Linked DNA regions of Mus musculus: all the other regions are linked to region 1. Evidence: chromatin loops called from intact Hi-C (ENCODE). Cell type or tissue: left cerebral cortex. All regions are shown on one strand. Region 1 holds the start of Pradc1 (protease-associated domain containing 1). Region 2 holds the start of Alms1 (ALMS1, centrosome and basal body associated). Region 3 holds the start of Fbxo41 (F-box protein 41). Region 4 overlaps Egr4 (early growth response 4). Region 5 holds the start of Nat8f1 (N-acetyltransferase 8 (GCN5-related) family member 1).

What was found. Peaks named below come from ENCODE experiments on the same cell type or tissue, not always from the same donor. Only the 100,000 strongest peaks of a DNase experiment are listed, where the experiment ranks them.
Region 2: it touches region 1 in a loop (2.9-fold over the local background); 5 of 42 quality-filtered maps call a loop at or near these places.
Region 3: a loop joins it to region 1, with 6 times the contacts of the local background. A loop is called at or near these places in 5 of 42 quality-filtered maps.
Region 4: a loop joins it to region 1, with 3 times the contacts of the local background. A loop is called at or near these places in 5 of 42 quality-filtered maps.
Region 5: it touches region 1 in a loop (4-fold over the local background); 9 of 42 quality-filtered maps call a loop at or near these places.

What each region holds. Positions count from the first base shown.
Region 1 is chr6:85,448,761-85,453,760 of GRCm38, forward strand. Pradc1 (protease-associated domain containing 1) reads right to left here and starts at 2,542. Exons shown (of 5, transcript NM_001163427.1): 1 at 2,353-2,542. The coding sequence starts at 2,419. Cct7 (chaperonin containing Tcp1, subunit 7 (eta)) reads left to right here and starts at 2,745. Exons shown (of 12, transcript NM_007638.4): 1 at 2,745-3,367. The coding sequence starts at 3,362. In left cerebral cortex, CTCF peaks have their summits at 1,386 (motif pointing right) and 2,837; DNase peaks (open chromatin) are centred at 2,078, 2,662, 3,223 and 4,159; H3K4me3 peaks cover 3,153 bases; H3K27ac peaks cover 2,620 bases.
Region 2 is chr6:85,584,454-85,589,453 of GRCm38, forward strand. Alms1 (ALMS1, centrosome and basal body associated) reads left to right here and starts at 3,078. Exons shown (of 23, transcript NM_145223.2): 1 at 3,078-3,573. The coding sequence starts at 3,193. In left cerebral cortex, a CTCF peak has its summit at 2,545 (motif pointing right); DNase peaks (open chromatin) are centred at 2,521, 3,115 and 3,878; H3K4me3 peaks cover 1,599 bases; H3K27ac peaks cover 659 bases.
Region 3 is chr6:85,499,154-85,504,153 of GRCm38, forward strand. It overlaps Fbxo41 (F-box protein 41), which reads right to left and starts at 3,841. Exons shown (of 13, transcript NM_001289675.1): 1 at 3,556-3,841. In left cerebral cortex, a CTCF peak has its summit at 2,517 (motif pointing right); DNase peaks (open chromatin) are centred at 2,595, 3,046, 3,288 and 3,896; H3K4me3 peaks cover 2,242 bases; H3K27ac peaks cover 2,508 bases.
Region 4 is chr6:85,507,731-85,512,730 of GRCm38, forward strand. It overlaps Egr4 (early growth response 4), which reads right to left. Exons shown (of 2, transcript NM_020596.3): 2 at 3,391-5,000. The coding sequence ends at 3,910. Among named protein-coding and RNA genes, the nearest start is that of Egr4, 3.4 kb to the right of the region's middle. In left cerebral cortex, a CTCF peak has its summit at 2,938 (motif pointing left); DNase peaks (open chromatin) are centred at 1,081, 2,327, 2,947, 3,659 and 2 more places; H3K4me3 peaks cover 1,562 bases; H3K27ac peaks cover 1,139 bases.
Region 5 is chr6:85,913,163-85,918,162 of GRCm38, forward strand. Nat8f1 (N-acetyltransferase 8 (GCN5-related) family member 1) reads right to left here and starts at 2,470. Exons shown (of 2, transcript NM_023160.3): 1 at 2,372-2,470. Tprkb (Tp53rk binding protein) reads left to right here and starts at 2,557. Exons shown (of 6, transcript NM_176842.3): 1 at 2,557-2,628. In left cerebral cortex, CTCF peaks have their summits at 2,763 (motif pointing left) and 2,971; a DNase peak (open chromatin) is centred at 2,579; H3K4me3 peaks cover 2,040 bases; H3K27ac peaks cover 2,147 bases.

The DNA of each region.
Region 1 (5,000 bases):
TTTTTTCAGAGTCTCGCTATGTAGCCCTGACTAGCCTTTGATAGCCCCGACCCTCACCCTTAGTGCTGGAATTAAAGGTGTGTGCCATCATACTCAGGAATCCTCTTTTTTTTTTAATGGTCTCATACTGCCCAGGCTGGCTTTGGACTAGTTTTGTTTCCTTGGTGGGCCTTGAATCCTTCCTCCTGACTGCCTCCCAAACATGATGGTTACAGGCATGCATCACCATGCCCAGCTGGAGAGCTGGTTTCTGCACTGGAAGGCAGACCGGATGCAGGAGATTTGTATTTGTTGCTGCTGCTGCCACAGCAGGTGAGCCACAAAGACCTGGAGCTCTTGGGTTGACATCCACCTCTTACCTGAAGAAGCCCTAAGAGTTTCAGAGTGGACAGGGAAGCCCCCAAGTTTCTAACCAAAACTTACAAGTTTGCTCTGGTCTCACCAACATCTTCTAGATCAGTCACTGTCATCTCTTGTCCTGACCCAACCTATCTAGCCTTGCTTCCATGTCTTCTTTTTCAGATGGGGGTTTTGCTATGTGGCCCAGACTGGTTTTCAACCTTCTAGGCTCAAGCAATCCTCCTGCCTCAGCTTCTCATCTGCCTTCATTTTTTTTGTATTTTTAATTTAAATTTTATGTATATGTGTGCTTTGGCTGCATATATGTTCATGCACCATGTGTGTGCCTGGTGCTAGCCGAGTCTGTAAGAGGGTATCAGCTCCCCAGAAATGGAGGGACAGACAGTGGTGAGCTGGGACCTATGGAAGAACAACTAGTATTCCTTTTTTTTTTTTTTTCCTCGAGACAGGGTCTCTCTGTATAGCCCTGGCTGTCCTGGAACTCACTTTGTAGACCAAGTTGGCCTCGAACTCAAAAGATCCGCCTGCCTCTGCCTCCCAAGTGCTGGGATTAAAGGCGTGCACCACCACTGCCGGGCACAACTAGTATTCCTAACTGCCAAGCTGTCTGTCCAGCTCTCTGCCTCTGTCCACCTGCCCCACTGCAAGAGCTTCAATGTCCCCTTCACCTACTAAAGTGTATGCTGCTGTTGGCTGTGGTGTAGAAAGCCCTGCCTGATTTGACTCCTATACCCACTCCACTCTTGTTTCCTCTTTCCCATGTTAAAGCTGTACTGGCTTTTCAGTGTCTTTATCTTTTTGGGTCTTCCTAAAAGTTTACCTGTCATTTCTCAGAAAGATGCTGCCTTATCCTTCCTCCACCCATTCAAAATATACTTTCTCCCAGCTAATACTTCCTCTGTAATTATGGTGGATTCATAATATTCTATGTCAGCTTCTTTCATCGCAGCAGTGATTCTAAGTATGTGGCTTTTTAAAAAAGACTTATTTATTTTATGTGAATACACGGTCTCTCTCTCTTCAGACACACCAGAAGAGGGCATCAGATCCCCATTACAAATGGTTGTGAGCCACCATGTGGTTGCTGGGACTTGAACTCAGGACCTCTGGAAGAGCAGTCAGTGCTCTTAACCACTGAACCACCTCTCCAGCCTTAAGTATGTGGCTTTATACAGAGATGAATCTCCAGTGCCTAGGACACAGTGGCTGCTCAGTAAAGGTTACTAAACAAAGAACTCTGCCCAGCTCTGCTGTCCTGAACAAGAGAATGGCCAAAAAAACCACGAGAGCTTTGCTAGGATATTTTTTCTCAGTTGGATTTGAGTCCCTGGATTCTTTAAACTTGCCAGAAAGGCAAGTAAATGTTGATGGATGGAAGCTCAGGTCTGTTAGTCAATCCAATTGCTGTGTCTATAATTGATCCTGTCTATGGTCCAAATTACAGCTCAGACAGAGCTAAGGGGGCTTGCAGCTTTTTGTCCTGAGTGTAGGTACACTTCATCAGATGGATAACCCCCCCCCCCCCCCAGGAAGCCTTCTGGATTAACACCAGGCAACCCTTTCCACAAGCACACCCCTGTCTGGCATTTGATGTGCTTATCTAATAAGCTTCGGGTATATGCATGTGTTCACTTAACGCGTAGGTGTGTACATTTATGTTCGAGTTGTGTAAGTGGGTGCCTGTGCGTGTGAGCCCATATGTGTGTTCCTGCCTATAAGAACGCTCACATCCTCCGTTCTGGATCTCTAGCTGTCACCAGGGTCGCCTTCAGTGGGAGGAAAGCTGAAAGCTCTTGTTTCGACGGGGAGGGGTGGGGTTGTCAGGTTGTGCCTACTCACTGACCCGGGAACCAGCATCCACCCGCTGCAGCCGTCTAGTCCCTGGATCTGGGCGGCCCAAACTCGCGGGGTCCCCAAGGTGACCCGTGGCCCCCAGCCCGGGAAGCGCGCACGCTGGATTCCCGCCCCGCCCGCCTGTCCGTCGCCGCTCACCGTGGGCCGCGACGCACGTGGGCAGCCAGAGCACGAGACAGCACCAGCCCGCGGCGCCACGGCTCATCTCCAGGGCCCGTCCCGCCGCCGCCGCCGCCGCCGTCCCGCCGCGATCCCTCGCCCGACTTTAGCCTGACAGCTGCCACGGCCTCCCTCAGGCCCGCTCTCCGCGCCGGTTGGAGCACAGAACGGAGGCCAGCGGCTGATTGGCCGCCACGCCTGTTCGTGTGGCCGCACTTTCCTCCTCTGCGCCCTAGGCCACTTCCTATTGGCCAGGAGAAGTGGAACCGGGCGCTGATTGGCCAAAACTCTTAATAGCAACTGCAGTTCGCGGCCCCGCCCCCGCACTCCTCCTTATAGACGCGCCTCCCGGAACCTGCGGTGGGCGGCTCGCGGGGTTGCGCGGGATCCACGGCTCTCCTCCCCAGGCAGAGACGGGCCTCGCGCGAAGGGGCAGGCGGCACGGCGCCGCCTCGGCCGATAAGGGGCGCTACAGAGCTAGAAGCCGACCCGAGCAAATTTCCTGCGCCCGAGCGGGCCGCGCACCTGTGACCCGGGACACTGTTCCCAACTTCCCAAGCTACCTGTGAAACTCACGGAGCTCCCTCGCCACGGAGCTGAGCAGGTGCAGTGAGATCACTCACCTAAGGTGCTTCTCCTAGCCGGTGTTCAGTACTGATAGCTCATTGCACGTCTACCATGGCGTCTGGGAGCGCGGGCTGAGGCGGGACCTTACCGCACCTTACAAACCAAAAGCACTGCGAGACTCGATGACCCCCGCCAAAGCTAACGCGAGTTCCTAGAGCGTCCCTGGACCTCCGACTCCTCTAGCCGGCTACCTCGGGAGCTAACCATAGAGTGGCGGAAGTGGTCCGGCCCCTTCCTCTCCCGGGCTAACGTCTCGCCAGAAGCTTCTGGGCATTTCTCCGGCGCGGAGCATTGTGGGCTTGGGTGGGCGGCCCCGAGGCGGACAACTGACGAGTTGCGGGTACCTGAAGCCGCTTCCAAGATGATGGTGAGTGTCTCTCCGCGCATCCGCTGCCATCCACGACCCTGCGGCCCTGGCCCGCCATGCGGAGTGTCTACAGTGGCTCGTTTCCGCTCCCCGGCCGGAGGCGGCCTTGATCCAAAACTGAAGCTGTTGGCGAGAGCCGAATGGGGCTCGCGATGCCGCTGGGCCTGGAAACCATGGATCTCATGGTGCTTGGGACCACAGACCTCTTGTTCAGCCTGTTCCCCGTAATGGAGGCTTGGGTTTTCGGAACCGAGTGTGTGTTGAGCTCTGTACCTCTACCATAAGGCCGGGTTACATCGCCCTGGGAGGTGCGGAAGTGAAGGCGCGAGCTTCTAGGCGCACAGAGGCAGCGTGAGGGTCTTTAGGTTGGGCCAAGTGACGCCCTGCCTGGCATTGTGGTCGTTTACGTTCCCGCATGTGGAAAGACAGAATCCTTCGTTCCTGTTGGAACCTGTTCGTTGGGGGCATTTTTAGTTCTCCCGAATGTACTTGGTGCTGGAAAAGGGCAATTGATGTACACAGTACCAAAGATGGGACGACCTGAGTACTTTAGGCAGGAGAGTCTCTTAAAGGTCTGCCTGTAATCCTCCTGCATCACCCTTTATCCCCGACAGCGTCAGATACCTCCCCTGTTCCCCTGTGATAAACCTGAGTTGTTAGTGAGCAATGTCAACTTCCAAGACAGAATCCTGTGCGTTTGGCATCAGCACACTCGTTAAGTTTTGCTTTTTAGTGTCAATCCTTTGTCTGCCTTTTGCAGCTTCTTCCTATGCGTAGATGCCAGACAGACTTGGAAACCTGTAAGGTCCTCCCTCTGCTACCAAATTACAGCTTCTCCTCCGAAGGAGTCCCTACAGAAGCATGTCCATGCTCCCTGACCCCTAGCGCTTGAAATTGATTTGGTCGGCGAAGACCAGAGCTGAGGCATAAATCCATGAGTCATATGTGCTGCAGTAAAATATGCATCATTGCTGCTGATATGACCAGTGGCCCAGCATTGGCCAAAACAAGTAGCAAACCTTTTATCAAAGGGTCCCAGACCATCACATTTGGGTTTTACCTAAATTGATGATTCTTGTTTCTGCTGCTGTGCTGCATACTTACAGCTTATGAGCTGCTGGTGACTCTTGTTTCCTCCCATCTTGCTGTAGCAGTTCTGGGATTACAGATATATACCACAATGACAGACTTGTAATGAGTTCTGGTGCTTAGGCTTATGCATCTAGCAGCTTTACCCCTGAGCCACTTCCAGGGCCTCCTCCAACTAATTGTTTAATAGATAGTATTGACTTTTGTTTTATTTAGTGTATGTGGGTGTTATGACTACTGTGTGCCTGGTTACTATGTACATGTAATGCCCATGGAGGTGTCAGATCTCTGGAACTAGAGTTACAGATGTGGTGACCCACCTTGTGGATGCTAGGAGTGGAGGGAACCCCAGTTCTGGAAGAGCAGCCAGTGTTGTAAGAGATTCTTCCAGTCAGTCCCTTAAACGATCTAAGGAAAATGGAGAGGAAGATTAAGACGAAACACTAAAGCCTTTTATGGTTCTAAGGGTACTAAGCCCTTGTGAAGGAACAAGAAGAGTGAGGTGGAAAGTAAGGAATGGTTCTAGGCAGTACTATTGCCAAAG
Region 2 (5,000 bases), 140 kb after region 1:
TAGCAATATCATGTAATGGAAGATGACAGTCACCTTATGTAGGTAAGATTCTCTCAGAAATAGTTTGGAGTCACCTAATGGATCAAAGACCCTGTGATATAGGCTGAGACATGAAGTAGATATGAAAAGGGTGAAAGCGATATGCTAAGGTTTGTGTCCAGTTGCAAAAGTGAGGAGTGTTGGGTTATTGTGTTGCTCCTTACATTATGATTATAAATTGTGGCTATGTAATTGTCTGTTTTGAGTCATGCAGCTTCATGCTTCTTGTGATTTCATCCTGTTTCATACAACGTGGTTTAGTTGCACTATGCTGATGTCTTCAAACAGCACTTCGTTCCATTTTTCAAGACTGTGACTTATCTGGGAGGTTCTGCTTTGCCAGGTGTGTGAGCTAGATTGCTTCTTTCCAATGCATTTCCTTTTCAGTTAAAATGAGTAGAGGAAGCTAAGCATGGTGGCTGATGCCTATCGTTCTAGTACTAGAGAAGTTAAGAAAGGATCATCCCAACAGGTTCGAAATCAGCTACAAAGTTCCAAGACAACCTGGGCAACAGAGTGAGATCCTACGGCAAGCAAGCAAGCAAGCAAGCAAGCTGACCAGATTAGTCACTTCTAGTACTTATAACTGGAAAAAACAAAAACAAAAACAAAACAAACAAACAAACAACAACAACAAAAAAAACCCCAAACCTGCTGGAATAGATATGGATACCTGAGAGTGGGTTCCAAACAAAAGGTCTTGAAAATGTGGGCTATCTGGAATTGATCATCATGCTCAGTGAGACTTGGCCTCAGTTACTTTTCTGTTGCTGGGATGAAACATCCTGACAAAGAGCAACTTAAAGGAGGAACGGCTTATTGTGGCTCACAGTCTGAGGGCACAGACCAGCAGGGTGGGAAAGTTCTGGTGTTTAACACAGTGAGTCACATCACACCCACAGCCATGCGCAGAGAGAAAGGAATATACGCATGTTTCTTGATTGTTCTCAGTTCAGTTTTTCTCCTTTTTCTAGTTCTGGACCCTCTGCCTAAGGAGTAAAGGCACAGACAGTGAGCGGGACCTTCCAACACAAGTCAGTTTAAGACAATCAGTCTCTCACAAGCAAGCAGGCACACATGTGTTAATTCCTCTATTCTTGGCTGTGGATGTGGTGTGACCTGCTGTCTCGGTTTTCCAGTTGTGATGGACTGCAAATAGCGCGTGACTGTGAGCTAAAATAAACCCTTTTTGTTAGGTATTTAATCACAGTGACAGAAATGAGAGCAAATGGAAATTTAATGAATACTTAATTTTCCCTTCACTGGTTTATTATATATTTCTTTTATGTTTTCCTAAATTTTCTGGTCCTTTATCATATTTTTTGTATGTATTTATCTGCCCATCTATTTCCCCAATCACACAGATATACACACACTTATATACATATACATTTTTCTATATATGCTACGTATAATCATTTTTTGAAGCTGTTAATGGATTTCTTTAGCCATTGGTGGCAATGATTCATCCTACATGAGGGTTTGCCACCTGGTGTCAACTGAAAGTTACAGTGAGCCTCTCTCCTCCCACACAAACACCTGGAGGTGCCCTTCACTCTTTGCTTGTCTGAGGACCCCTAGTTGCTAGCTGGGAGAGGAAGTCAAGAGTTCTCCAGTAGGCAGACAGCTCTAGGAATCCCAGGGGAAGCCAGGACTCCAGTATTCTATTTGTTATCTCCTGGCCTGTCAGTTCAATCTGTACTCTGTTGCTCTCTCTTGACAGTGTTCGCTGAGCAGCTCCTTAAATGCCAGAGGCTGTTCCAGACACTAGGCACAGTGTTGTGGCTTCTTCTGGGGAGACATGGACAAATGTCTCTCTGTGATGGTTTGAATTAGAAATGATTCGTTTCACAGTTGGTTTAAGAGGTACAGCGTTGCTACTGGAAGCCTGTTGGGCAGGATGGAGGGTCATGTGCTTTTACCTGCTAAGCCATGCTGCCTGCCCTCTTTTAAAGACTTTTTTTTTTTTTTTTTTTTTGTGGCAGTCTGTCTATGTCACCCTGGGTGTCTTGAAACTCCCTATGTAGGCCAGGCTGGCTTTGAACTCAGAGATCTACCTGCCTTTTCGTCTCAAGTGCTGAGAATAAAGGCGTGTACTACCTGATCCAGCTACCTTTATACTATTGTGTGTGCACTCAGTAAAGACAATTTAGGGGAGTTAGTTCTTGCCTTCCACTTTTATGTGAGTTCTGGGAATCAAACTCCAGTTTGTGGTGTAGATGCCTTACTGGTGGAGCCATCTCTTCAGCCCTGAGGGTGTGTGTGTGTGGTTTCTTTCTTTTCGTTTTTTAAAAAAAAGATTTATTTATTTTATTATTTATTTATTTATTAATATTTCTGGGTTTTTTTTCAAGACAGGGTTTCTTTGTGTAGCTCTGGCTGTCTTAGAACTCAGAAATTCGCCTGCCTCTGCCTCCCAAGTGCTGGGATTAAAGGCGTGCGCCACCACCTTCTTTTATTTTATGCATGAGTACACTCCCATTGCTCTCTTCAGAGACACCAGAAGAGGGCACCAGACTCCATTACAGATGGTTGTGAGCCACCATGTGGTTGCTGGGAATTGAACTCAGGAATTGAATCCGTGAGCCATCTCTCCAGGCCGGGGTTGGTTTCTTAACCTCGTTTTATAGGCGCTTCTCACACAGTTGCTTGTGGTTTAGTCAGATCCCAACTATCTCTCCTCTCTTCCCTCTCTCTCTCTCTCTCTCTCTCTCTCTCTCTCTCTCTCTCTCTCCCTCTCTCTCTTAACTATTCACTCATCCCATTAGATTCACTACTGCTAGGTAGACTGGCACTAACCTTAAAATTTGTAACTTGCGAACGTGACTATTATTGGTTTATTCTAGGGCAAGAGATAAAAAATCATGGGTGACTTTGTGCAGGACCCCTAGCGTCCCCAAAGCCCGGACTAGGTTTATTGTGAGCATACGGTACTGTGAGCGAGGTCTAGTGACGCTCTTCTGCGGCTTTCCCGCGCTCCCCGCGGGGCGTCCCTAGCAACGCGCGGGCTGGTTCTCAGCTCCGCCCCGCGTGAGGCAGTGAGGGCAGGTGCGCCTGCGCGCAGCCGCAACCGCCAGTCAACTCGCTTCCCCTCCCTTCCTCGCCCCTCCCCCTCTCCTCCTCTTCCAAAGGCGCCTGGAGCGCGAGGCCAACATGGAGCCTGAGGACCTGCCGTGGCCTGACGAGCTGGAGGAGGAGGAGGAAGAAGAGGAGGAGGAGGGCGAGGAAGAGGAGGGGAAGAAAGAGGTGGAGAACGCCTCGGCGGCGGCGACCGAGGAGGCCCTGACCTCTGAGGAGAGTGGGAGACTGGAAGAGTTCGAAGAGGCGGGGCCCGACTTGGATTTTAACTACGAGTCCCAGCGGCAGGAGAGCTCGGACGAAGAGGAGGACGAGCTGGCTAAAGCCTGGCTGCAGGCTCACCCCGACCGTCCTGGCAGTGCTTTCTCTCTGCCCCCTCCCACGCCTCCGCCTCCGCCTCCGCCTCTGTCCCCGCGGCTCCGGTACACCCCAGTGGAGCATCTGGGCAAGACTGAGGTGAGAAGCGGCTCTGTAGCCCGGAGCTGGGCTGTGGGGAGGAGCGGGGCTGAGGCCAAGCGACTGTAGAGATGCTTGAGCTACTGAACTGGGTCCAGGATATCGGGACCTACGCGCTGCGGGTCGCCTTGCTTATGGACTGTACACCTTGCTTGTGGGGCTGGCAGGTTCTTTGTAGTCTTAGGTTCTTCCTGACATTGACAGCTCCGTGTTTCCTGCGCCTCTCAGTGGATCCGTTTTTTTTTTTTTTTCGTTTTGTTTTGTTTGTTTGTTTTTGTTTTTAAAGTAGGGCAGATAAGACAGATGGCGCTGGGAGCCGGTACTCCCAGAGCGAGCAGTTAGAAAGGCTTCTTTGGCAGGAGGTGGGAGCTGGGGAGGGAGTCTAGGGAATAGCTAACTGGTGGAGAGACGTTTAGCATTTAACACCTTAGTTTTATTGAAGTGCAAGAAACATCCCCCCCTCACCCCCCCCCCCCCACTAGGAATTATTGTTGGTTAAGTATTCTGCGTGAGCTTTTGTGTGTCTTCCCGCCCATTGTGTGTCTTTGCACTTGTAGCAATTAATAGGTTCCTAGCCAGTGGCAGGAACTTGGAATGAAAGAAAGCTTGTGAGGCAGCTCTGGTCTGGAAAATTAGAAAGCACCAAGTTAGGACCAAATAGAGGAAGAGCCAAGTTTACAGAGGTCCTACCAAGATCATTTTGAAACTAACCGTGCTATTAATGCTTTTTAACTATCAGGAACTGCGTTGTTGGTCAGTATGGTCACGTGTGGTTCTTTACATACGAATTAGTTTTAAGTAACACTAGAAAGGCTGGTGGTGTATTTAAGTGGTAGAGAGGTCTTGCCTAGTGTGTGCAAGGACTTGAGTTTTCAAGCCCTAGTATTGGGGAAGGGGAATGAATAAAATTAGGAATTCAGTGATCCTGTACACTTCTCAAGTGCTTAATAGACCTGCTTAGTGGCTGTCACGTTGGACAAAGCAATTGCAGAACAATTTCATTATCACAGTGATAGTATGGACTGTGATTGTCAAAAAGCAATACATGATGTTTGCTTGCTAGGTGGTATTAAATTCATTCAGCTTATACTTTAAGTGTTTACCTTGTACTTGATACTAAGGAAATCATGGTGAACTAAACTGCTGCCTTCCTAGTGTTCCCATTCTAAAGAGGGAGGCAGATAAAATTCACATGATCTCATAAGTAAAACTGCTATATACAAAAATGCATGCATAAAAAAAATGAATGCATGAAATAGGTAACCTGGACTTGTCAGTGAGGTTGGGGAGTTACCTTGAAGACTGCAAGGCTAGTAAACAAGGGGTTAAACAAAGCATAGATAAAACAAGGCACTGTTGGTTAGCAAGAGTGTGACTTTTTCACATTTTACATTTGTTTTTTATTTTTTATTTTATAGGGTTAGGAT
Region 3 (5,000 bases), 50 kb after region 1:
ATGAGGTGAAGAACAAGAAAGCATCTAACACACTACATGCGTAAACACATGAACACACACACATACACCAAACAAGTAAAATAATCTCTGAAGGATGGTCTCTTACTCTTCCTCCTTTCAGACGGGTCCTTATGTAGCCCAGGCTTGTCTCAAACTTACTGTGAAGTCAAGGATGGTCTTGAACTTCTGACCCTTCTGTTTCCATCTCCCAAGTGCTTGGAGAGTACCAGCAATCAAATTGAGCTATATCCCCAGTCCATCTGCTCAGTGGTGAAGCACACCTGCAGCCCTTGTCATCAAGGGTAGCTAAATCTGATCAGCTCTCAGCTTCACCAGCACCAGTTTTTGTCTCTGTTCCTTTTCCACACAAATTGCCATTGAGCCCCATGAGGGTTCACCTACACTGGGAAGCCCTGGGCCCTGTCACATCTTCAAGTCTAGGCTCATGCTGGTCTCCCTTCTTGGGACTTTATTCTCCAACTAGTAAGTTTTGTAGACTCAGCTCAAATGTCACCTTTTCTGTAGAGCCTTTCATTGATACCTTGAGTCCCACCACAGCACAAGTCCTCCCATACACTAAACTCTGACAGACGACAGTTCCCACAAGCTGGGGATCATGGATATACATATAAATTAGATCCATCATCGTTTATACACTACAGGCAGAAACAGTTCAAATGACCATCTTCACATGGTGCACATAAATACACTATTAGAGGAATCCCAAATCATGAATCAATTAAATTTCACGAAGCCAAAATAATTTTCTAAAACGAATTTTTAGAAAAGATTTATTTTTGTTTTAGGTGTGTGAGTGTTTTACCTGCGTGTATGTACATGCACCAAGTGCACTTCTGAGCAGAAGAGGGTATTGAATCCCTCAAGACTGGAGTTTCAAACAGTTTTGAGTCATCATGTGGGAGCTTGGAACCGAATCCAGGTCCTCTGCAAGGTGCTCTCAACTGCTGAGCCATCTCTCCAGTGCCCAACCAAAGCGATTTTCAACACTTACCATCATGTAACTAAATAAACAGATTAACTAAATAAATCCACGAATGGCCTTGTAGAGCATGGTGGCTCCCCAGTCCCTTACTAAGAGGTCAGAACCCACTATGTCTTCTCATTGCCATGGTTTGCTCTAGCTGAGCTCTAAGGCTTCAGGGTCACCTGGTTTATTCTATGTCATGTGCCCAGCACAAGATGTCAAAGTCAAGTGGCCCGATGTCTGTCTAATAATCATTCCTGGTACATCACCATATTCACCACAATGCTCCCAAGGAGGTGGAAGGTTTCAGTGCTGGAATGAGGAAGCTAAGGCTCAGATTGGTCAGATCACTTGCCCGTGGCCAATAAAGACCTGTAACAAATGGCTCCTGCATGAGGACCTCTGAGGAATCAAGCTTTCTAGTGTTGCCCTTATGTGCCTTATGTGCCTCCCACACTGACTCAGAGCTTGGCCAGATGGCTATCAGCAAGCTTCATGCAAGCAGAAGCCACTGAGTAGTTGCACATTAGGATTTGTCATATTAGAACATTTCCCCTTAGGGAGCCTTGCAACCCAGAGACTGGATCCCAGCTGTGTAGGATTGCCTGAGGCTACTGCTGGAAGGAGGCCCTGGGGGGCTGAGAAGGCATCTTGAGAGGCCCTGTATGTGATTCCAAGTGAGATCCCCAGATCCCATAGCCACAGTCATAGGCAACTCATAGACTATGAGAAACAGTGTCGTTGCTAGTGGTTGATACATGCCTGAAGTCCTAGCAACTTGGGAGACAGGAAGACCGAAAGTTTAAGGCCAGTAGTAGATCATGTGCCTAGTATGTACAAGGTCCTGAGTTCAATTCCCAGCACTGAAATAAGCAAGCAAACAAATGCCATCCAAAGTTTCTAAATTCTGTGGGTGTTTGTTATACAGTAGTAAATAAATGAAACCCATGACAAACTGGGATTTGAACACAACACTTCCTGACCAACTCATTTCTATGCTACATTCCTTCTGGCTGAGAGCGGGGTGTCTGTACCAATCCTGAAGTGTTCATAGGATAAAGGTCCCATAGTAGCACTAAGGGAATATTTGTTGACTATACAAAGCATTATCAGAGGAATGTCTAGGGTACTCAGAGGCAAAGGTAATTACTATATTTTGACAACCTTCACTACCTCTTAACCCTCCCTAAAAGCAAGGTACTCCTTAATGTAGGCACAAATGTGTATATGTCACAAATCTCTGTCCCCTGTCCCACCAGTTAAATTCAGATCTGGCAGAAGCTAGCTGAGTTTGTTTTTTGTGTTTTCCCTTTCTGGCTCCCAACTTCCTACCTGACCAACCCACAGTTATCTGCTCTCCCTCCCACTTGGCCTTCGGGGCCCAGGAGCATGTCCCTCCTCCTTCCCGTGTAAAATCCACTTGCCGGAAAGAAGCAGAGAAAGAGAAAATCAGACAACAGAGGGGAGAAGGTTTGGGTGGTGTTAGATGGATTTAGAAGCCCCAACAGAAGCTCTAAACTAGGTGTTTACAGGAGGCCTCCACCAGCAGGTGGAGGCCTTCTGCAGATGAAGAGGCAGCTGGAGGTGTCCACATTATACCCCCATTATGCCCCAGTGGGTGGAGAATAAAGGAATGTCCTGCCTGTCCAACCCCTCTGCCCAATCCTCCAAGAAGCCTGGGCCTGAGCCCTGCAGCTATATAACCCCAAACTGGGTGCCTCCAGAAGAGTCACCCAGCCTGGTAAAAATCCACAGGAGCCATCGCAGCCACTCTTCTGCTTCCTGATCACCCTCCTCACTGCCTTTCTGTTCTAAGCACCCCCTCTCGTGGTCCTGCAAACATGCACACGCCTCCCAAGGTCACACACGCACACAGGCTCCAGCACCTGGATCCCACACCCGGAAAACCATCTGAGCCCCTCACCGCAGGCTAAACCAAAGGGAGGGGGCAGGCCTCACTCTTCTCTCGGCAGACTGTAGGCAGTGTACACAGGCACAGTATCACACACACATGCAAGGCGATGGATGGAGCCCACACCTCCAGAGACACTGTGGGCACAGTCACCCGCAAAGGCACTGGGGTGTGGGGAGGCAAAAACATGTGTGCACATATATGAACGCCTCCAGACGATCACACGTGCACACCGGCACGCACCTACAACCACACAGGTGCCCAGGCAGGCCTACCAAGACCCTCCCCCATTCCATCACCAGCAGGTGGAGAGGGCTGGGGTTTCAGGGCACTCCCCCTTCTCCCTCTCCAAGGTCCAGAGTCCCAGTGGGTTTTTTCTGGAGCCCGCCCCCGCCCCCCCCAACAAGGCTCAGGCAGCGACAGGCGGGAGGGGGGAGGGGAAGCCTGGTCTCAGACCCGTTCTGATTTTAATTCCTTAAATTAACCCCTTGGCTGCCTGGAAGCCTGGCCTGCCCAGAATCCCTCCCAGTTCTAGCGGCCTCACGGCCTCAGGAGGGCAACAGGGAAGAAGGCAGGGGAGGAGGGGGCAGTGGCTGAGGTCTTCCCTGCCTAGCCTCTCCAGGACCAGTCCCGCAGCACGCTCCAGACTTGCCTTTACCTCTTCCAGCCTGTGGCGAGGCCAGGCACCGCGGCCCTGGGCTGGGGGCGCAGAGGCACAGACCCCGCGTGCCCGGTCTAGACGCAGGGCCGCCGCCGGGCCTTAAATCTTGGTCCCCACTGCAGCCTTGGGTGGCCGCCGCCGCCTCCCGGTTGGGGCGGGGGCGGCCGAATCCCCCAGCCCGGTGCAGCGGGAGGGGCTCGCGATGCGATCACGGGCGGGGTACGCAGGGCGGAGGAGGGGGAGATAGGAGGGGGCGCTCGGCCCCGGTGCAGCTAGGAGACAGGGAGGGAGGCGGCCGGGAGGTGGGGCGGAGCCGGCCCCTCCTCCGGGGCGGGCTCTCCAGCAAGAGGGGAGCGGCACTTGCAGCCAGGAGCGGCTGCGCCTGGTCCCCACGTTTTCCGCAGAAGCTGGTGGCTTGGGTGGAGGATGGGCACTACGGGGATGGGGGTGCAACCTTCCCCTCACCAGGCACCACCACCAAGGCATTCCTGTGCTTTGGAGCGTCCAGCTGTGTCTTCTGCTGCCCACCTTTAATCAGGGCCTGTCCACCTTAACCCACCCCTCGGACTTGGCCTGCACCTAATCAGAAGCAGATCTTGGGATGGGTCGTTCTGGAGATCCAAACGAGGCTGGCACAAGCTCTATGACATACACCACAGTTCCTCAGCGTCCTCTTGGGCTTCGAGCCCAAGTGCAGGTCTTGCCCTCAGTGACTTCAGGTCAGACACGTAGTCTTTGGGAAGACTTGGCTGCATTGGGCCACACTGTGTCATGTTCCTGGACCTATTATTGCACTTAGGTCCTTTTCCTACAAATGAAAAGGAGCAGGGACCGTGCATTGGTTTGCTCCAGATAAACCCATCACTTCCATAGGATAGCCCCAGAATTCCTGAACCTGAAGTACCTAGAAGACTCCTCGCCCTTGGCTTCTGGCCTACCTATCTGCTGAGATAGGCACAGCCTGGCTGTCTTGCGCTAGGGAAAGTTCACAGGGCTGAAGGTGAGCTGGGGAAACAAAACAAAACAACAACCCACTGGGGATACCAAGCAAGGCCTGGGCTGAACTAGGCCTTGAATGAGGAAAAGGGAGATGATACTTGGACCACACAGCGGTGCCTCCACTCCACCACCTCTGCTGGACTGCACCCAGGGCCTGCAGCAGAGCAGAAATCCAGCCAGCATAGTTCCAGGACTCCCCTGGAGGCTTTGGGTGGCTTCCACTGGCCCCATCCCACACATGAGAGGGCAGAAGCCCCAGGGACATGTAGTGTGGGGGAAGGAATCTGGAATCTGGGCAGGCGACTTAGGGGGAACCATACATCTAACAAGAACTGGAGAGTGTACAGTGGCCAAGCCAATGAAGCAACCCCTTTTACTTCCTGAATCTCTGAAGCGTTTCCACCTGCAGGAAGCCTTCTTAGATTAAGAAGGGAGATCACTCA
Region 4 (5,000 bases), 59 kb after region 1:
GAAATCAGAGAAGGGAGGGAGAGGACCACAGTGATGGAACCCAGCAGAAGCTGGCAAGGGCGTTCTGGTTCAGAGACTAGCCGCTGATGACGGCCTGCCTATATGACCTCCTTTTGTTCCAGTGGTGTGGTTTGGTGCTGCTTAAGCTATGGGCCTTTTCTGTCCTGGGGATCCAAAGCTGCAGGGTCTTCATGACACAGAAGCCAGAGACATCAAACCAGGATGATGACTCATTGCAGTGAACATTTGCAAGAGATTACAGAGGGACACACTGTGGGACACACTACAGCTTCCACGATGAGATTTTTCTATGCTTTGTTTTTTTGTTTGTTTGTTTGTTTTTTGTTGTGTGTTTTTTATTTTTTAGGGGGGTGGTTGCAAAGGCAGAGAGTGGATACAAGGGGATGGGGAGATGAGTGGGACTGGGCTGCATGACTCACAAAGAATCAATAAAACCTGAAGAAAAAGAAGAAAAGCTGGGCCTCCATGCTCTGCCTTGCCTACTCTGTATAGAAATGAAGTCTGAGGTCATGCCTATGAGTGTGTATGTCTGAAGGTATAGTCAGAAAGATAATGTGGCTCACCTTTTAGCTCAGGTCTCCTGAATCTACCACTTACCTCTCAGTGTCTGGCAGTCAATCCATCACTTGGGCTCCAAAGGGTTAAATATTGCCCTCTGCAGGCCATACTTCTGAAATAGCATTTCTTTTGGAAGAGACAGCATCAATTTGTCAAAATTGGTTTATTAGACATAAGTCCTCAGTCCTGAGAGGGCACTTAATACCTAGGGAGAGAATGACTTAATATCTAAGGCTACAAGTCTCAGTCATTTTGTCTCTGGTCAGCTGTTGGGGTTGCATTTGGGTGACAAAACCTTTCCTGAGGAGACGAAACAGATTCATGTATTCATCCCTGGTAGCGAACCCATGACAGACTAAAGTACAGATACCACCAAAGTCCAAGCTGGTGAACCAGTGAGTTTTATTGACATTACTTACAGGAGCAGGCATGACTCAAAGACAGCTGTATCACCAAGGCCCACTGCAGCATGCATGACACAGCTTGTAAAAGCTGGGAAAACGTGGCACTGCACACAGCCTGCTGGCAGCTCAGCAGGCTGGAGAGTGTCTTTTCCAGGCACTTCATCTGCTCTAAACCTCGTCCAGGCAGCTTGGCTGATCTCAGGCACCTGATCCAGTCTCTGAGTCCTCTTGGTTGCTCACCTAGTTGGGGTCTTTGCAACTGGGCTCGGCTTACTCTGGAAGAAAGGGAAGGGCCTAGTGCATCTGTTTAGTTTTGGGGTGGCTTTGTTGTTGTTCACCTCCTTGCTTAAGGTGCTCCCCTGCAGGGGACAACGTTTTTAATCACAGGTTACTGGAGGGCAAGCATATGGGGGAGGGGTGCTGAGAAAGCAGGAGCACCAATCCAGGCATCTGTGTGAGGTCTTTCCTGGTTCAAGAGGAGCTGGGGGCAGGAGAGAGATCAGTTGGTAAAGTGCTTGCCTTGGCAGCACGACTTAAATTCCAGCCCCAGAACCTATGCTAAAAAAGAAAATCTGGGCAGATTATAATACCTGAGCTGGGGAGTCAGAAACAGGGGATCCCTGGCCTTCACTGACAGGACAGTCAGCCAGGTCCAGTGAGAGATAGACCTTATCTCAAAAACCAAGACAGAGTATTTCTCTCTTGGTGTATTCTCTACTCTGGGGATGTTTTCCCTTTTCCTTTAAGAAAGCTACATTTCTTCAGCAAAACAAAATAACTAAGCAAGATAGATGATCAATGGGTAAGCTCATGTGCTGTGCTAGCAGGAGGGTCTGAATTTTAATAACCGGTACACACTGTAAAAGCTGAGCATGGCCACTAATAACTTGTAGGTGCATGTAACCCAGGGTTGAGGGGTGGAGGAGACAGGGGTATCTAGGAGATTTACAGGCTGCCTACTCTAGCCAAACACCCCCCCCCCAAACCTTCAGCTTCTGAGGGACCGTATCAGAAAAAATAAAAGAGACAGAGAGAGAGAGAGAGAGAGAGAGAGAGAGAGAGAGAGAGAGAGACACTACAGTGCAAGAGGGTTGGGGAAGATGGCCTGGTGGTTAAGCGCACTTATTACTCTTGCAGGGGACTGAGGTTTGATTCCCATAACCCATACAGTGTGCCGTAGCCATCTGAAACTCCAGTTCCAGAGGATCGGACACTCTCTTCTGACTTCTGTAGGCACCAAATACACATGCATACATTCAGGCAAAACATTTATGCATCCAAAATAATAAAACAAACAAAAAAGTATATGTGAGGTGTGACAGAGGTCATCTGACATCCTCCTCTGCAAAGGTATGCACTTGCAAAGGCACATGCACATACATGTACACACATGCAGAGATAGGAACAACCAAAACCCCTAGTAGATGGCTCCTGAAGAACGTTACATAAAGTTGACCTCTAAATATTCTCTCTCCCTGCCTCCGTCCCTCTCTTCAGCTGAGTTGACCCACCCTTGCTTTAGCATAGAGCTGTCATTCAGGAGGTGCAACTGTAGGCCTTTTATACAGCCCAAGGTAGAAAAGACTTTGAGGAGCAAATCAAGAGAATAAAGAGGATGTCCCACCTTCCCTATTACAGGATCATGGTTTTCTGTGCCTGCCTGCACCCCCAAACCATAAACGGTTAACCTGGAAGTAAAGTTTTGGCAAGGGTTTTGACTGTGCCGTGAGTTCGGCTGTTTAATAAAAGGACTGTCATCTGGAGAGGGAGGGCCCTTCCAGGAGCCTCTGGCTTGTTCCTCACAGCCTCGGGTCTGGCCTAGATAAACCCAGAGACCCTTTTGGTCTTTACAGCAGTGATTCTTGAACAGATGTATCTGTGGTAGCAAATGCTAACAGAGTAGTCACATTTCACTAAAATGCATCGGCCTCTACTGCCCAGGGCGCCCTCTAGTGCCAAATCTTTCCTGTTTGAAAGGAAGCCTTTTCCAAAGGCTCATCCTCCCTTCCATTTGGGGCTGGAAAGCAAGCTCCTGAGTTAGGGATAACCGACCCTGGTTGTTTCCAGTTGGATTACACAGTAATCGACTTGCACTGACTGCCTCCTGCTCTGAGATTGGTACTAGAGACTGAGGCCTAGAGGATATCATGACGTTACTACCTTTGCCTTCCACTTTTGGTTCCAGAAACACTGCTAATCCTTAAGTCAGCAGTGAAGAAGTACATCAGTTCATTCTCTTATATTTATTAAATGCCTAATGTGAATCACAGTGTCTTGTAGGAGTGTTTGTCAGTAATGTCGGAGGCCTGAATCTCACCATGTGGGTATTTCCTGTCTCCTGGCATATACTGTCCTGGGAGTGAAGTTAAAGAGATCACTGTTAGGAGTTTTTACAAGGCAGATTCGGTAAGCTTTTAGCACAATAATTTTAATTGCAAAAATAAACAGTTTTGTCAAATGCTTGAGAGTAGCGTCTGCTTTACAAAAAATGAACAACAAAAAGGAAATAACCCCAAAGCAAAAACATCACATCCAAAGACTTGCTGTACAAAGTTCTTAAGAGACCGGCTCGGTACATCCCCAGCTTGTCTCTGGGGAGGGATAAAGAGGAAGGCGTGGGGCGTACGCCAGTTACAAAAACACTTTCTTCAGTCCCAAGGAAGTGCCTGTTCTGTGGGTGGACCGAGAGGACTGTCCCCAGAGAGGCTGGCTGGAGGAAGGCGGCTCCCGAACAGCGGGCGCTGTCCGCGGAACCCGTGCTGAAGGGCGTGAGCGGCGGGCGCTTCGGGGGAAACTGGAGCTGGACTGCGGGTGGCCCCGGACGTGCGTGGAAGAGGCAGGGAGGGCAGCGGGGAACGAGGGACCGGCCGGACCGTGCCGCGTGCGCCGAGCACCCGGCGCCCCCGACCTACGGGGCCAGCTCCGGTTACAGCGCGGCGAAGGAGAGGCCCAGCGAGTAGAAGCCCAGGCCCTTGAGGCGCTCCTCCGCGCGCGCCTTCTGCTTTAGGTGCACCTTGCTGTGCCGTTTCTTCTCGTCACTGCGCGCGAAGCGGCGGCCACACACGTCGCAGGCGAAGGGCTTCTCGCCCGTGTGGGTGCGCACGTGCGTGGTGAGGTGGTCGCTGCGGCTGAAGTTGCGCAGGCAGATGCGGCACTGGAAGGGCTTGTGGCCCGTGTGGATGCGCAGGTGGCGGTTGAGCTCGTCGGAGCGCGCGAAGCTCCGCACGCAGCTCTCCACCGGGCAGGCGAAGGCCTTGACGTGCGGCCGCGGGCAGAAGCAGCGCGCGCTGCACTTGCCGCCCCGGCGTCCCTTGCGTCGGGCTTTGGCCGCGGGGAAGGATGCGGCGGGGGATGAGGGCGCGGCCACGCCGCTGCCCCCCGGGAGATCGGCCACCAGGGGTTTGGAGAAGTCCGCCGTGGCGGCACCGCGCAGGCCTAGAGGGGACAGCTGCGCCGGAGGGGCGGCCAGGAACTCTCCGCCTTCGCCGCCGCTCCCTCCCTCCCCGCCGGGAGGGGTCAGCAGCGCCGGGAGGCCCTCGGTCCCCTCCCCTAAGTCACCTGGGGCCAACGAGAAGGTGTCGTAGGCCCCTGCCTGGTAGAGTCTGGCGGCCGGGCCGGGCAGCTCGGCGGGGCAGCTGATGGACAGCAGGTCCTCGACCTTGGTCCCTACTGCAGAGAAGCGGGCCTCCGGGGTGGTCTGGAAGCTCCCCTGCGACCCACAGTTCCCCGGGACCCCGGCCGACAGCAGCTCCCAGGGGGCATAGGGCCCTTTGAAGGCTGAAGCAGCAGCGTCCAGCGCTGGCGAAGCGGGAGGCGCCCGCAGCCCTGGCTTGACGTCGGGCGGGGAGAGCTGGGGCTCGAACAGGCACTGCGAGGGAGCGCCCGCCGAAGGCGCTGCCTCCCAAAACGCCTCCGGAAAGGCGGCCGAACTCAGATCTGGGGAGTAGAGGTCCGGCAGCAAGGCATCGGGGCCCGCGGGGAAAGGGACATCCAGGGGGGACCGAGACGCTGCCGCCT
Region 5 (5,000 bases), 460 kb after region 1:
TTTCTCCAAATCAGAACTGTTCATGTTACTAATTTTTCCTAGGCGGGCGTGTGTTCATGTGCTGCTAACTCTCAATTCTCTTTAAGCAATGATAATTCAACATGCTCTAACAGGGCACACTCTGAGCAATGCTTCCTAATGATTAAAAGGCATTGCCTATTAGGATTTTAAAACATAAGTAGATAATTAGATTTAAAAGCATCTACAGACAACTGCTTATTTGTAATTTATAGAATTCTCATTACTATCGTGTGTGCCATGGCTTGAGTGGAGGTCAGAAGGCAAGCTCTCGCAGTTGGTTCTCGCCTTCCTCCTCAGGTGGGTTCCCGGGATTCATTCAGGTCTCAGGCTTGCTGGGCTACCTTGATGGACTGCATACTTTAACACTAGCTTTCCTTAAATATTCACTCATTAGTTCTGTTTTGTGTTCTCCTTTAAGAATTATATGGCTGGAGAAGCTAGAGAAAGCACCCAAGGAGCTGAAGGGGTCTGCAACCCTATAGATGGAACAACAATATGAACTAACCAGTACCCCCCAGAGCTTGTGTCTCTAGCTGCATATGTAGCAGAAGATGGCCTAGTTGGCCATCACTGGGAAGAGAGGCCCCTTGGTATTACAAACTTTATATGCCCCAATACAGGGGAACACCAGGGCCAAGAAGTGGGAGTGGGTGGGTAGGGGAGCAGGGCAGGGGGAGGGTATAGGGGACTTTCGGGATAGCATTTGAAATCTATATAAAGAAAATATCTAATAAATAAAAAATAATAAATAAATAAATAAGAGTTATATGGCTATTGCCTGCAGACATTCTGCAGAAATACAGCCTCTAATGGACATCCCCATTAGTGATTTAATGGAGATGCAAGGACGTCACCAACAGGATAAACAAAATGTAAAAAAAAAAAAATAGACAAGGTAGGCTCTAGGGTTTATTGGCATTAATTCCTTGACATGTGTCACTCATTCACGCCTTCAACACAGAATCAGATCGGTTGGGACAGATCCCATCACAGGGCTGAGAGATAAAATTAAACCACCACAACCAAACAATAGTATCTTCAGAGATGTGGAAAGGAGTCAGAATTAGAACCAAGTCACACTGCTTGTGTGAAATTCCAGCACTGGGGAAGCTGAAACAGAAAGGCTATAAGTGCAGGGCAGTCTAGCCCTGGTGAGTGAGACTGGACTCACTGTGGTGGACTTTCCAAAAGGAAAGCTGAGAAGTTACAGAGAAATGGTTTTATATGTGGCTACCTGACACTGTCTTCTAACTTTGGTTCAGACCTTTATTGTCTATATCTGTTTCAGAACAAAGCATATTTCAGAAATTCTCACTCCAAGACACAGCTGCTCCTGCTACATATGGTATGTTCTGATGTACATCTTTTTGTGCCAGAGAATTCTCTTACAAGAAAAGAAGTCATTCCGACAACCAACCAGGTGCACGGTGTCAGGATGTCATCTTTCATATGACACAGATCTCAGAGTTGCTACTGATAGTGAAGAATGATTGGGGACAGATAGGGACACTTTCATATTCTGGATTATGAAGACACACTTGTACTTCACACTGAGGAAAGGAAACGAAACGGACACCCTCTCATTTGTTTTGAATTAACCTCCCAGGTATCTCTGTAGGGGTGTAAGGTCGATTATCAGTAGAAATTAATTAGATTCTGAGTTCCAATGTGCCTGTGTCCAAACACCTGCAGACGAGGAGAAAGCCAAGAAAGTAAGAAGCAAACATCATATGAGAAGTGTCCTCATGTTGACCATCTGGCCAGAGAGGCAAAACAAAACGGAGCTCCAGGATTATTGGCTGTCTTTGCCTATGGCCCTATCTCCTCCTTATATATTCTGCTGGGTGAAGATGGCAGGGAATGCATGTCTGTAGGGTAATTAACCTACTATTTCAGACTGCAGGTTCTCTCTGGATAAACTAATTTTAAGATTCAAGCTCTTTATTCATTGGGTTCTCTTGACAGGTAGCAAGGACTAAAATCCGGACTCACTATCTTGGTGGCCACCCTTCCCCGTGAGCAGTACCCTGGTCTTGTATAATTCCCTGAGGCGGATGGCTTCTGGGGACTTGATCCCAGCGTCGCGTCCTCTGGTCTGCTCAAGAAATTTGCCTCTTTCCTCTGTCACAGCTGTGAAAGTCCACTTGTCTCTAGATCTCCAAGCACCGGAAGCGCTCCTTCAATGTAAGCCACAACCACGCCAGATCCCCGTTTCCACCCAAGAGCATACTCGGTAAACTGAGTCTGGAAAGCTCTGATAAATTGTGACTCCCATCCTGGTGAATATTTTTCTTTTTCACAGGAAAAGAGTGTTCAACACAGGCTAAGAACAGGGCTGACAACACCATACCTCAGCTTCTAGGCCCGACCAGTGGGGGCTTTTCCACCTCCGAAGCCGGGACAAATTAGAGTTAGTTCTCCTTGTCCTCCGCCAGCAGCTTCTAGCGGTACTAGGAGTCCGCTCCACTTCCATTTTAGAGCCAGGAGCACGCCCACCGGAAACTGGGCGCCTCGGCGCCCGCCCACCTATCAAACATTAAGCACTTCCGGAAGTAGAGAGCTAAGTTTCCTAGGGGACGATCTTCTGATGCGGGCGTAGGATGCAGGGTGAGTTCCGCCCTGTTGCTCTTTCCCTGCGGACAGTTTTGCGGGCGAAGTACGCGTGCCTTTGCCCGTGTTTGTCGCGAGCCCCGGTGGAGAGCGACATGGTCTCAGGAGCGCGGCTCGGGACGGAAGGCCGCTCGGCTGCGCGCGCCGGGGCGCCCCCTGCAGGCGATGCCCGAGGCTGAGGCTGGAGGAGCCGCGTGCGGACCGCACAGCCACAGCCAGGCCCAGCGCTGGGAGGGAGGCGCGGCGGAGAGCGGAGTCGCCTCCACCCCAGGCTTTACCCGGGCCAGCGAGCGGCCTTGGCAGGAGGGACCCAGGCAAGAAGCCCTGAGGGTAGTAGGGACGCCCTGTTGGAAAGCCTGACCAGCCTAAGCCGAGGGCAGGCCATGCCATCCGGGTTGGAGAGGAGTCAGGCAGGGTCCAGACTACATGCTGGTCCCAGTGACATAGTTAGTGCTTTAGCTTCAGCCTGACTTCCTCCTGAAGGACCCCGTGACCATTGGGATAGGCTAGAATTGCATTACTGGTGACAGGGCCCGGATGAGGACGCTGTTAAGGTGTTATTGATAAGAGGTGATGGCAGTGCTTGTGACAAGGATGAGTCAGGAGAGATGTGGATATAGAGTCAGAACGTGGACACTGGACGTGAGAAGCCTTAGACCACCTCCTGTTGCTAATACCACAGTACCTCATGGTGGGTGAGGTGTTTTGTTGTGTTTTCCTAGACAGGGTTTCTCTGTGTAGCCCTGGATGTCCTGAACTCATACTGTAGACCAGGCTGGCCTTAAACTCAGAGATCTGCCAGCGTCTGCCTCAAGCCAGGGAGCAGGTTAGGAGGCTAGGCAAACTTCATTTGTAATAGAATCGCTTTGGAGATAGAAGCCTTTATTTGATAATCATATAACTGGATTAACAAAATTTTGACCTGGGCAGCGGTGGCACACACCTTTAATCCCAGCACTTGGAAGGCAGAGCAAAACAAAACCCAAAAAACAAAATTTTGAGTTCAAAGGCCCCAATTGCCCCTGAGGTAAACTATTAACTTTATAGTGATATGAGCGGATTAATTATTTTTTATTTTTATCTCTTAGTACAAAGTCCTAGCCACCTTCTTAATTCCATACTTGGCCTCACCGTTTAATATCACACATCGGGAACTAAATGTCAACATGACTCTTTTTTTTTTTTTTTTTCAAAGAAAAAAATCACATGATCATTTTATTTGATGCTGAGAAAACATTTGACATAGTTCTTTTTTTTGTTTTTTTTTTATTAGATTTTTTTATATACATTTCAAATGCTATCCTGAAAGTTCCCTATACCCTCCCTCCGCCCTGCTCCCCTACCCACCCACTCCCGCTTCTTGGCCCTGGCATTCCCCTGTGATGGCTGACTAGGCCATCTTCTGCTACATATGCAGCTAGAGATATGAGCTCTGGCGGTACGGGTTAGTTCATATTGTTGTTCCACCTATAGGGTTGCAGACCCCTTCAGCTCCTTGAGTGCTTTCTCTAGCTTCTCCATTGGGAGCCCTGTGTTCCATCTTATAGATGACTGAGCATCCACTTCTGTATTTAACAGGCACTGGCATAGCCACATATGAGACATCTATAACAGGGTCCCTTCAGCAAAATCTTTCTGGCATATGCAATAGGGTCTGGGTTTGGTGGCTGATTATGGGATGGATCTCTGGGTGGGGTAGTCTCTGGATAGTCCATCTTTCCTCTTAGCTCCAAACTTTGTCTCTGTAACTCCTTTCATGGGTATTTTGTTCCCTATTCTAAGGAGGAATGAAATATCCACCCATTGGTCTTCCCTCTTCTTGATTTTCTTGTGTTTTGCAAATTGTATCTTGGGTGTTCTATGTTTCTGGGCTAATATCCACTTATCAGTGAGTACATATCATGTGAGTTCTTTTGTGATTGGGTTACCTCACTAAGGATGATATCCTCCAGATACATCCATTTGTCCAAAACTTTCATAAATCCATTGTTTTTAATAGCTGAGTAGTACTCCATTGTGTAAATGTACCACATTTTCTGTATCCATTTTTCTGTTGAGGGACATCTGGGTTCTTTCCAGCTTCTGGCTATTATAAATAAGGCTGCTATGAACATAGTGGAGCATGTGTTCTTATTACCAGTTGGAACTTCTGTGTATATGCCCAGGAGAGGTATTTTTGGATCTTCTGGTAGTATTATGTCCAACTTTCTGAGGAACCTCCAGACTGACTTCCAGAGTGGTTGTACAAGCTTGCAATCCCACCAACAATGGAGGAGTGTTCCTCTTTCTCCACATCCTCGCCAGCATCTGCTGTCTCCTGAATTTTTGATCTTAGCCATTCTGACTGGTGTGAGGTGGAATCTCAGGGT